Linked DNA regions of Homo sapiens: region 2 is linked to region 1. A link is a loop called in an ENCODE intact Hi-C map of the cell type or tissue named here. Cell type or tissue: endothelial cell of umbilical vein. All regions are shown on one strand.

Region 1 (5,000 bases):
AAGAAAAAAATATTTAAGAGATAACTTCAGCTCATTGAAAATTCAATCAAAAAGTAAAAACTTTTACCCCTCCTAAGAAACAATGCTGGGATTTGGGACTAAAGCAGAGGCAGCAGTAATAAGGGATAAAGCAATGGACTTAGTAAAAGTAGGAAAATCAAGCCAAGGTGGGAAGACTTAACTTTTTAGGTTTCAGTATATTCACTATACTAGGTTTCGGTATATTTCAGTATACATATTTGCAGTCTAAAACATGATGCTCTACTGTTTTACGTAAAGCCATAACAGTTCTCAAAAACTGATTATAATTAGAACTCTGCAAATCCAAGGCTGGGTGCGGTGGTTCACACCTGCAATCCTAGCACTTTAGGAGGCCGAGGAAGGTGGTCACTGGAGCCCAGGAGTTTGAGACCAGCCTGGGCAAAATAATGAAACCCTTTCTCATTATTAAAAAAAAAAAATAGCCAGGCATGGTGGTGCATGCCTATAGTCCCAGCTACTCGGAAGGCTGAGGTAGGGGGATCACTTGAGCCCGTGAGGTTCAGGCTGCAGTTAGCAGTGACTGCTCCACTATACTCCAGCCTGAGCCACAGAGCAAGACCCTGTCTCAGAAAAAATAAAAGAATTCTGCAATCCCAAAATTGACATTTTTCTCTTCTACATTAAAAAAGTCTTCTTTACACATACTATCACAATCTATCACCAAAATTTGCTCCAAAAATTGCTATCCATCTTTAAAAGCTTATTTTGACTCCAATATTAGACATAACAGATGTTCCTTAAATTTACTGACCAAACACATATACAAGCAAATACCTTTTTAAAAAACATGTATTAAGAAGTCACCTATTATAATTGAAAAGGCATGGAAAGGCTTTCTAAGGTGAAGGAACTGGTAGGGAAGGAAAGCTTTTAACTGGGGAATAGGACAATTTGGGATTCAATTTATAAAAATGGCCTGGAGCTCTCTGGAGTGCCCATTTCTTTGACTTGACTCAGCCTTGTTTTCCATTATCACCACCATTCCTGACATCCATCCCTCAATTGAAAGTTCTTTCCATTTTAAAAGTATAAAGAAAAACAAAATATATTTTAGCAGTCTTGATGTCAGCAGATTCTAGACTAACTTTTAAATCTCTAAACAGTATTCTACCATACTAAATTTTAAGAATTATGTCAATAACCTATATATAAACAAAAATTACCAAAACTTCCCAAGATACCCAAAATAATTAATATCTTAGGCTACATAGCTTTCTTTCATATGCTGTTAATTGGATGAAAAATCCACATTTTGGTAAACATGTGAAAGACGGTTTATTTCCAAATCAAAGAGAAAGTCTGTAGAACTGGCAAATAGCTATAAATATTTAGGAATATGAACCTTTTTTGAGGACTGTTTACTATTAACCAGACTATGGTTCTTTGTGGGTTTGTCTTCCATTAAAAAGAAATGGTTTTGAGATTCCCTGTGGTGACATACTACAGAAAAGGGGAAGTGCAATATCCAGCTAAGTTTTGCTAAATTGCATAATTGCCTTGCATTTACTATTTTTTAAACAAATTAGAACCAAAATGCTCATTGCTATTTTTTCCCTCATGCTCTTAAATTATTAATCCATTTAGTGTGAAGAATGCCTTCTTTTAAATGATCACCTGATTCTCTGAAATAATGAACTTATGACTGCTTATCACAGCATAAAATTCACAAACGTTTAACTTTTTAAGTATATATAGCTAATCCTCATTCCCAAGACCCTACTAACTATATTAAAAATAAACAGCATAATTTGTTTCTAGGACTGTCCACTGGGACGACAGCTGTAACAGAATCCAGTGAATCTTAAAATCCAGTGTATTTTAAATAGGGGGTAAATTACCAAGCCTGGCAAACACTGGAATTTCATCTGTTCAATACTATAAAATATCAATAAACATTAATATTAATGTCAATCCTCCTATAGAACAAATATAATTTAAAGCAAAAACAGCATAAGCCACGTGAACCTTCAATATCTTTAGACATGAAACATCCTTCCCAGAGACAGAAGAAAAAGTCTTTGACCAAAATCAGACATTCTTCCAACAATAATCAAAAATCAAAATGGAGCTTTTTCAGAGTGAATGTTCAAATTATGTAAATATTCTCAAATACCTCAAGTTAAAATTAAAAGTCTCATTTTAAAAATTGTGTTTAGCTACAGTTAAAGAAATTCTGGTCAAAAAGCAAATTAAAAGAAGAAAAATTTTTATCAAAAAGCAAATTAAAAGATAATAGTAAAGAAGTGCCTCTTTGAAACACAACAAATACATAAAGAAGGAAGAAAAATCAGCATTGTATGTATTACTACATTTTAAAATAACTTATATTCTAAAGGCTTACCAAAGAAAATAAATTATCAAATTTTTTCACTTCATTTATAATTGTACATGATTTATTATTAAAAGTCAATAATGCATTAGCATTCCAGTTATACACCACATAAGAAACACTGAGTATGGCAACTTTCCCCACGGATTTCAATAATTGACATTTTTCTTGTATATAATACTTACATTATTTGAGACACAATAATGGACAGTGAAACTTTTATACATTACTTATTAAGTTCATATAGTGCCATCTGGTGGTTAACATGATACATTATTAAGTTTTCCCTAAATGTAAGGAAACTACCACTTTGAAAATAATTACTTAATGAAAGGCCAATTTTCTCTTTTTTAGCATTCATCTTGTTCTAATCATCTGGTCTTAAAAACTTACTTTCCTACTCAACTTCTAAATGTGTCTTAAAATCTTCCAAATTGGCCAGGCGCGGTGGCTCACGCCTGTAATCCCAGCACTTTGGGAGGCCGAGGCGGGTGGATCACGAGGTCAGGAGATCGAGACCATCCTGGCTAACACGGTGAAACCCCGTCTCTACTAAAAAATACAAAAAATTAGCCGGGCGAGGTGGCGGGCGCCTGTAGTCCCAGCTACTCGGGAGGCTGAGGCAGGAGAATGGCGTGAACCCCAGGGGGCGGAGCCTGCAGTGAGCCGAGATTGCGTCACTGCACTCCAGCCTGGGCGACAGCTAGACTCCGTCTCAAAAAAAAAAAAAAAAAAAAAAAAATCTTCCAAATTGCCATTACTGCCCCCTGCTTCTTAGCATATGCCCTTCACAGATAAACCTTCTTTGCCTATTATAGTTCCATTCTTTATCTTTCAAGCTTTTTCCCAGATTGCCATGTAGCCCTCAGATACATCCCTCCTTAGTTGAAAACTTTCTAGTCATCTCCTCTCAAAATAAAAATAATATCTAAAATTTAGTGATGTACCAAGCATTACACTAAGTGCCTTAAGTGAACAATCTAACTTAATCTTCACATCAACCCTGTAAAATAGGCACTATTATTATCCTCATTTTACAGCTAAGGAAACAAGCTTATAAAGGTACACGGACTTCTCAAAGAAATTTGACTCAAGAACCCACCTTATAGCCATTTAATATTGCTCCTTTCCAAGTTTTGATAAAGAACTATAACTCAGTGAAAATTTATTTGCATGGCAGAAGTCAGCTGTTGAAAACAAACAAAGGTGCCCAAAACACAGAAAGGCTTTTTTTTTTTAATACATAAAAGATTAACCTTGTGAATAAATATTAATCTGTAGACAATGCAACAGCTGTTAAAATCAAACGCCAAATGTTTTAAGTGCTAAAAGACTCATAATTAATGTCAATATGTTAAAGTGAAAAAGTTGGGAAAGAAATTTTAAAGCAGGAATAAACTGTTAAGCTGCTGATCAATGGTAAACATTAACTTATCTTATGTATATGCACAACATTCAGGGCTATTATGATCCAGCTGTTGCTCCTAATTCAATAGCCAGTGCAAGCTTTTACAATTAATTTCCCAAAGGTGCATTATCTCTCAATGTATATCTTTGCATTACTGTTCCCTCAACCTGCAAACTGTTCTTCCTTTACTTCTAGGAAAATGCCTATTCAGCCTTCAGAACTCACTTTATACCTAATTCCTTAGGAAACTTTCACTGATGCTCATCTCTTTCCCCTACACCAGAATACTTGAGCCACACAGCATCTGGCACATGACTTCTAGACTATCAATTAGTGTATTCAATTAAAATGCGTTTGTTTATCTCTGGTTCCATAAAATAAAGCAGTTTGAGGGCAGTGCTTTACTGACGTTGTGTTTCTAGAATTTAAAATGGTGCTTAACACATAGTACTCAGTAAGTAACACTGGGGTGTTATTATTTTACACAGCTGTTCAGCATTTGTGTTCTGTGACCTGATGATAGGATAAGTAGTGTTCCAATCAGAAAGTAATGGGGAGGTCCTCTAAAAATAGTATAAACAGATTCTGAAAGGGATGATTCAAAGCAGGATGCACTACCTTGGTAAGAGTCCCCTCGTTTCCTGTTTTCAGAATTATTAATATCATCAACCCCTACATCTACCTAAAGCTTATGCTAATACTACTCCAGGCATTAAAGAAAGTATTTACCTTTTATTTTATAAAAATTAAAAGAATAAAATTAAAATATAAAATAATAAAAAACATATCAACAAATACAAAATGCATTAAATTCTTATCCAAAACATTACCACATAGCTCTTGTTTGGCATCAATTACAGGATCAAAGACCTGGGCCCTCTCCTCCTAAATCCTATTAACAGATTACCTTGATATTAAATATTCTTTTTTCATCTCTGCATAACCATATTTCTCAGTACTGATATGACTTCAGTCTCTGTAGGGAAGTATTCATACAGGAGTTTTAGTTACTTACAATTCTAAGGGAGTTAATGAGACGACAGGGGAAAAGTCACTGAACCTCTATATAAGTAAGAGGTAGTCTAGATACAGAGACACTTTGGTTTCTCTTTCCATATTGTATTCTATAGTATGTAAAATTCAAATAAGCTGATACCCCATGAAACAAATTCAAGTTAAGGTGAACAGTATTGTTGTAAATTATTATAAATATTACTCAAA
Region 2 (5,000 bases), 93 kb before region 1:
TATTTTTTACTTCTTGTATTAATAAATTAATAAATTACTTCACCCCAGACATTGTCTTTGAATAGAAGGGACATTTCTTTCAGGGAAGGGTCAGCTGCCAGGGCATGCATGCCTGAGGGTAACATTTAGACTACTGGTGGTCTTGCCTTCCTTGGTGCCAGCCATCATGTTGCTTTATATATTCAAAAGCAAAGTTCTGAACATTTAAATTTAATTTGGTCAGATATCAGGAGTTGGGATATTCTGATCCTATCAAACATCTTCTTTTCCCTTTTTGAAAGCAAGCTTGTTGGTGTGACGGCTGTACTTGAGAAAAGTAGGCAAAAAAGTAGATTTTGGTTTCTAGTTCGAACTCAATGCATTTGTAAGTCAAAAATTCAAAACTCTTTTCTCAGTCAATTTCCTGACACATGTTCTTGGAATGTCACTGTGGACTTTGACTGGAGCAGATAGCAATTATTTTCTTTAAGTCCTGCATGGGTTAAAATTCTATTCATTCTTCATCCATCAGCAAGTTTCTTCCAATTTAAGAAATACTGTGACTTGCCTAGAGTAGGTGCCTAATAAATGTTTCTTAATTTTATTTAATCTAGGATAATATCTCTATGGACTATTTGGTAGCCAGATTCTTGAGCATTCTTGTAACGTTTGTTCATGATACCTCAATTCTCAGAGGTGAAATTGAGGTGAATGATGCTGAAGTGATTTCTGGCCCTGGGTCCCCTTCCTGTGATGTCAGAGACACAGCTTTCTGAGGTGACTTTAGGACAGAACCCTGGAGAGGTCTTCGTTCAATGAAGCCACGTTAAGAATCTGAAAGGATCTATTCAAGGGTTCCTGAATTGCTCCTCATGCCTGCAGCTGAGATTTATGCCTCTGATTTCAGCAGGACCCTGGGTGCCATTTGGTCTTTCTCATCTCCATGATGTTGAACCTGAGAAGTCACATAGCCTGGCTGGCACTTTTCCAGACCACTTCCTCTGATGAGAAAAGAAAAACAAGGCTTTGTGACACAGAAGAATGCATGCTGCCTGTCCTGGATCTGCAGCCTAGGCAAAACAGTATCCAGGTTCTGCAAAGCCCAATAGGATGATGTGGAGATAACACCGTTGCTTATAGGAATGATCGATTTAAGAGACACACGTGACTGATGCCAGCATCTTTTGTTCTTGTCTCTGGATTAGCTCTATCACAGGTCAAACAGACTTAGAATAGAATTAGTAATCAGCATCATTGCTAATCTTACTGAAAGCACTTACCATACACCCTGCACTGTTTTAAGCTCTTTACATTGATTTATTTTATCCTTACAACTCTATAAAGCAGATACTAATGTCATTTCTATTTTACTGGTGAAAAAATTGGAGCATAAAGCTTTTAAATAGATTGCTCAAGGTCACGCAGTGTGACAGTTTACAGTAGCATGCAAATTTTTTGACACTCCTCTCTTCAAAAAGTGGAGTATAATTTTCCTTCTCCCTTGATTTGAACCAGACTTAGAGACTCAATTCTAATAAAAAGCATATGGTGGAAGTGAGGGCATATGCTTCTTAGGCTAGGATGTAAGACACTACTCCTTCTACCTGGCATTCTCATGGATTTCTCACTTTCAAGGAAGCCAGGCATCATGTGGTGAAGACTCTCAGGCAGCCTGTGTGGAGGCCCACAAGGGGAGGACCAAAACCAGACCAACGTGTCAGCCATGTGGATAAGCCACCCTGGCAGTGGCTCCCCTCCTGCCCCAGTCAAGCCTTCAGATGACAACAACCATGATAGCCCCTGAGGCAAAACTGCCCAACTATGCCACTTCTGAATCTCTGACTTAGAGAAACTGTGAAATAATATTGTTTTAAATAACTAAGTTTGAATAATTTGTTCTGTTTTCACAGATAACTAATACAGCTTCTAAGTGGCAAAGTCAAGATACCAATCCAGGGGGGTCTGAAGGCAGAATCTACACGTTACTGCTATATCCTCTCCTGATACTAAGGAGATTATCAATAAGCTCACATTCTGGCAATACATGTTCAGTAAATGTTTTATCTAAGCTGCAGCAAATTCTGATGTGTTTTTAGACACTTAGAAATCAATAATGCACATGAGCTACATAGTCCCTTCTTTCATTGGTTGTTATGAATTAATGCTGGTCAAGGCCTTTTGCCCTATGCTGCCTTTTCTAGGCTCTAGGCAGACACTACCTTTCCATTACACATTACTTCAGAGAAGCCTGTTACAATTATAATTAGTCAGATTATAGCATCCTTTAGGGTCCTTCCTGTCCTGAGAATACACCATAGTCACTTTACCCAAATTGGATATGTATTAAATCTATCAACCTCAAGTATTAACTATTTTTTATAAACTATTCCTTTTAGGCTGGGAGGAAAATATAAGTAACTCATCTCTTAGACAGGATAACTTCTGCACATAGTTATTTCCTATAATGTGTTGATTAGGACTGCTTAACTCTCAGAAGATTGACTCTTTGCTGCCACCTTGCTGATACCATGAATGTTAATGCCCATGGCACTGGGCTTTGCACAGAGTGGATATTCAGTAAATGGGTAGTTCTTGTTTCTCTCCCACATATGCAGTTAGGAGCACATTAGTCTTCCCAGAAACTGTTAGACTGCTGTCAGTAAGTAACCATTATTTGACATAACCCCACTGGCCGCAGCAAACATACATTCCCTACTACCCTTTTTTCAGTATCAAGGAAATGGAAATAACTACTCAGAGAGTTAGAAGGCACATGATGAGTAATTTCCTAGTCATTTAGAGTCAGACCAGATGGCCTTAAAGATACTCCAACCAAGAAGAGCTAACCTGACTCTGCGATTGCAACACTGGTGATCCCTCACCAGGAAAGATGCCAGTCTCTCTGCTGCCCCTCCTGTGTGTTCTTCACATGGCAGCCTTATTTCTGTTCTTAAAATCCAAAGCAAAGTTCAAGTTTTCCACCAAGTAATACAAACCTGGCCGGTTTCTTCTCCTGGCCTACCTCATCTTCCAACAACTCTCACATTTTTCAACCTAATAACATTAAACTTTATGTAGTTTCCCAAGTAGCTATCCTCTCCAGCTCCACACCCCCTTCTAACCTAGTTAACTCTTATTCTTACAGGAATCAGGTTATGGGTCAACTCACCTGGGGTATCTCTCTCCCATGCCACCTGACCTCTGCCCTCGTTCCTTGCTCTTCACTGCTGGAGTGGACACCCCCCTCTGTGCTCCAGGATGACTCTGAAAATAGCCCCACACACTGAATATGCTGTGTTGACACTATCTATTTGAATGCTTATCTCCCCTACTACATTATAAGGCCCTGCCAACAGTGGCAGGGTCATATTTAACCTTGCCTTCTCAGTGTCTGGCAAAAAGAAGGTGCTTAATAAATTAGATAATGTATGCAAAGTAGTTAGCCTAACACTTGATGTAGCAAGTGTTGTTGTTAATTTGGTGATGGAACCAATTGTTACTTCTCACCTATCTACAAGCCAAAAAGCTGTTTTGGTTTCTTCCTGGTAACAACTAAAGAGAGAAAAGCTGAATGAACAAAAAAGAAAGCAATAGAAAAGACACGTAGAAATCAATTAAGAATCTAAAGACACTAAAAATAAGCAATTAAATAAACAAAATCAAATGAGACTAATGAGAAAACTAAACAAAAGCAAGGGGAATTTGACAAACTTTCCTAGCAGCTAGATAGTCCCCACTACAAAAGCAGCTTCGACAGAAGTGGTAAATTCCCTATAACCTGAGTCACTAAAGACCAGACCAGACAAACCGCTTGAAAGAATACAGCAGTAGACATCAGGGTACTGGCTGAATTAGTGGGCTTTTTTCATCTTCAATTTCTCTGATTCATTCATAAAATATTTATAACAGGGCTGCAGAACATTTGTTACATCTTTTCCCATTTGTTCTCCTTCATTTTCCAAAGGAAAAGTGTACAGTATTAATATTTACTTAGTTAACGTTACCAGGCAAGGGGACTGTGCAAGATCAGAAGGGCTAATATCTAACAATAACAATGGAGAAGACAGAGACAGCTATTTTACTGGAAACTTTTTTGACAAAACCTGATTATTCTGATTAGGTCTATATTGGAAATAAAAAACTTAGGGCAGATTGCTTCTGGGTGTTTGTTGATTTATTCTTTGGATAAAATTGGTCAGAATAAACTTCCTTAAAATAACAACCACACATAGCACACAAGTTGTATCCTCTTGCTCCCCTTCTGCCTACTCCTCCTCCCTCCTCTGCCTCTTTTTTTTCACCTCAGAGTTCCTAGAAACAAAGCCAAACACTGGAAGGAAAGTGCTGATACTACTATTCTTTTGTAGTTGTTTTCTTTATCTTTTAAAATATAGTTACGTTTTTCCAGCTTTTTGCTGATCAGAAGTTTGCCTAAAACAAAACTTTCGACCGGGTGCAGTGGCTCACAGCTGTAATCCCAGCACTTTGGGAGACCAAGGCGGGTGGATCACCTGAGGTGGGGAGTTCGAGACCAGACTGACCAACATGGAGAAACCCCATCTCTATTAAAAATATGAAATTAGCCAGGCGTGGTGGCACATGCCTGTAATCCCAGCTACTTGGGAGGCTGAGGTAGGAGAATCACTTGAACCTGGGAGGCAGAGGTCGCAGTGAGCCGAGATCGCACCATTGCACTCCAGCCTAGGCAACAAGAGCAAAACTCCGTCTCAAAAAAAAAAAAAAAATTTCAGATGTATCTCTGAAAGATTATTTTAGGATATTTCCAGCTTTTACTGTAGCTGGATTCCAGATGCTTTAATTTGTTTCGGTATTGTATTAAAATGTAAAACTACATGAAAAAGAACTACATTATTAGGGCTTTGTGAGCCACTCAAGCAAGGTCACAGGATGTGAGGGGTGAATGGGAGCAGGGAGCCTTCTGTACAACCCCCCTCAGTTTTAGTGATGAGGAAACCAAAACCCAGGATGTATAGTAAGGTCAAAGGCTAGTGAAAGTCAAA

What was found. Hi-C counts contacts between places; a loop is a spot of excess contacts. Peaks named below come from ENCODE experiments on the same cell type or tissue, not always from the same donor. Only the 100,000 strongest peaks of a DNase experiment are listed, where the experiment ranks them.
Region 2: a loop joins it to region 1, with 2.9 times the contacts of the local background. A loop is called at or near these places in 4 of 110 quality-filtered maps.

The regions. Positions count from the first base shown.
Region 1 is chr13:39,682,357-39,687,356 of GRCh38, reverse strand. All of the region lies in intron 8 of COG6 (component of oligomeric golgi complex 6), which reads right to left. Among named protein-coding and RNA genes, the nearest start is that of MIR4305, 21 kb to the right of the region's middle. In endothelial cell of umbilical vein, no CTCF peak of the experiment used is centred here; a DNase peak (open chromatin) is centred at 2,576.
Region 2 is chr13:39,775,495-39,780,494 of GRCh38, reverse strand. It overlaps a transcript of COG6 not described here. Among named protein-coding and RNA genes, the nearest start is that of MIR4305, 110 kb to the right of the region's middle. In endothelial cell of umbilical vein, a CTCF peak has its summit at 2,918; DNase peaks (open chromatin) are centred at 2,664 and 3,854; H3K27ac peaks cover 3,698 bases.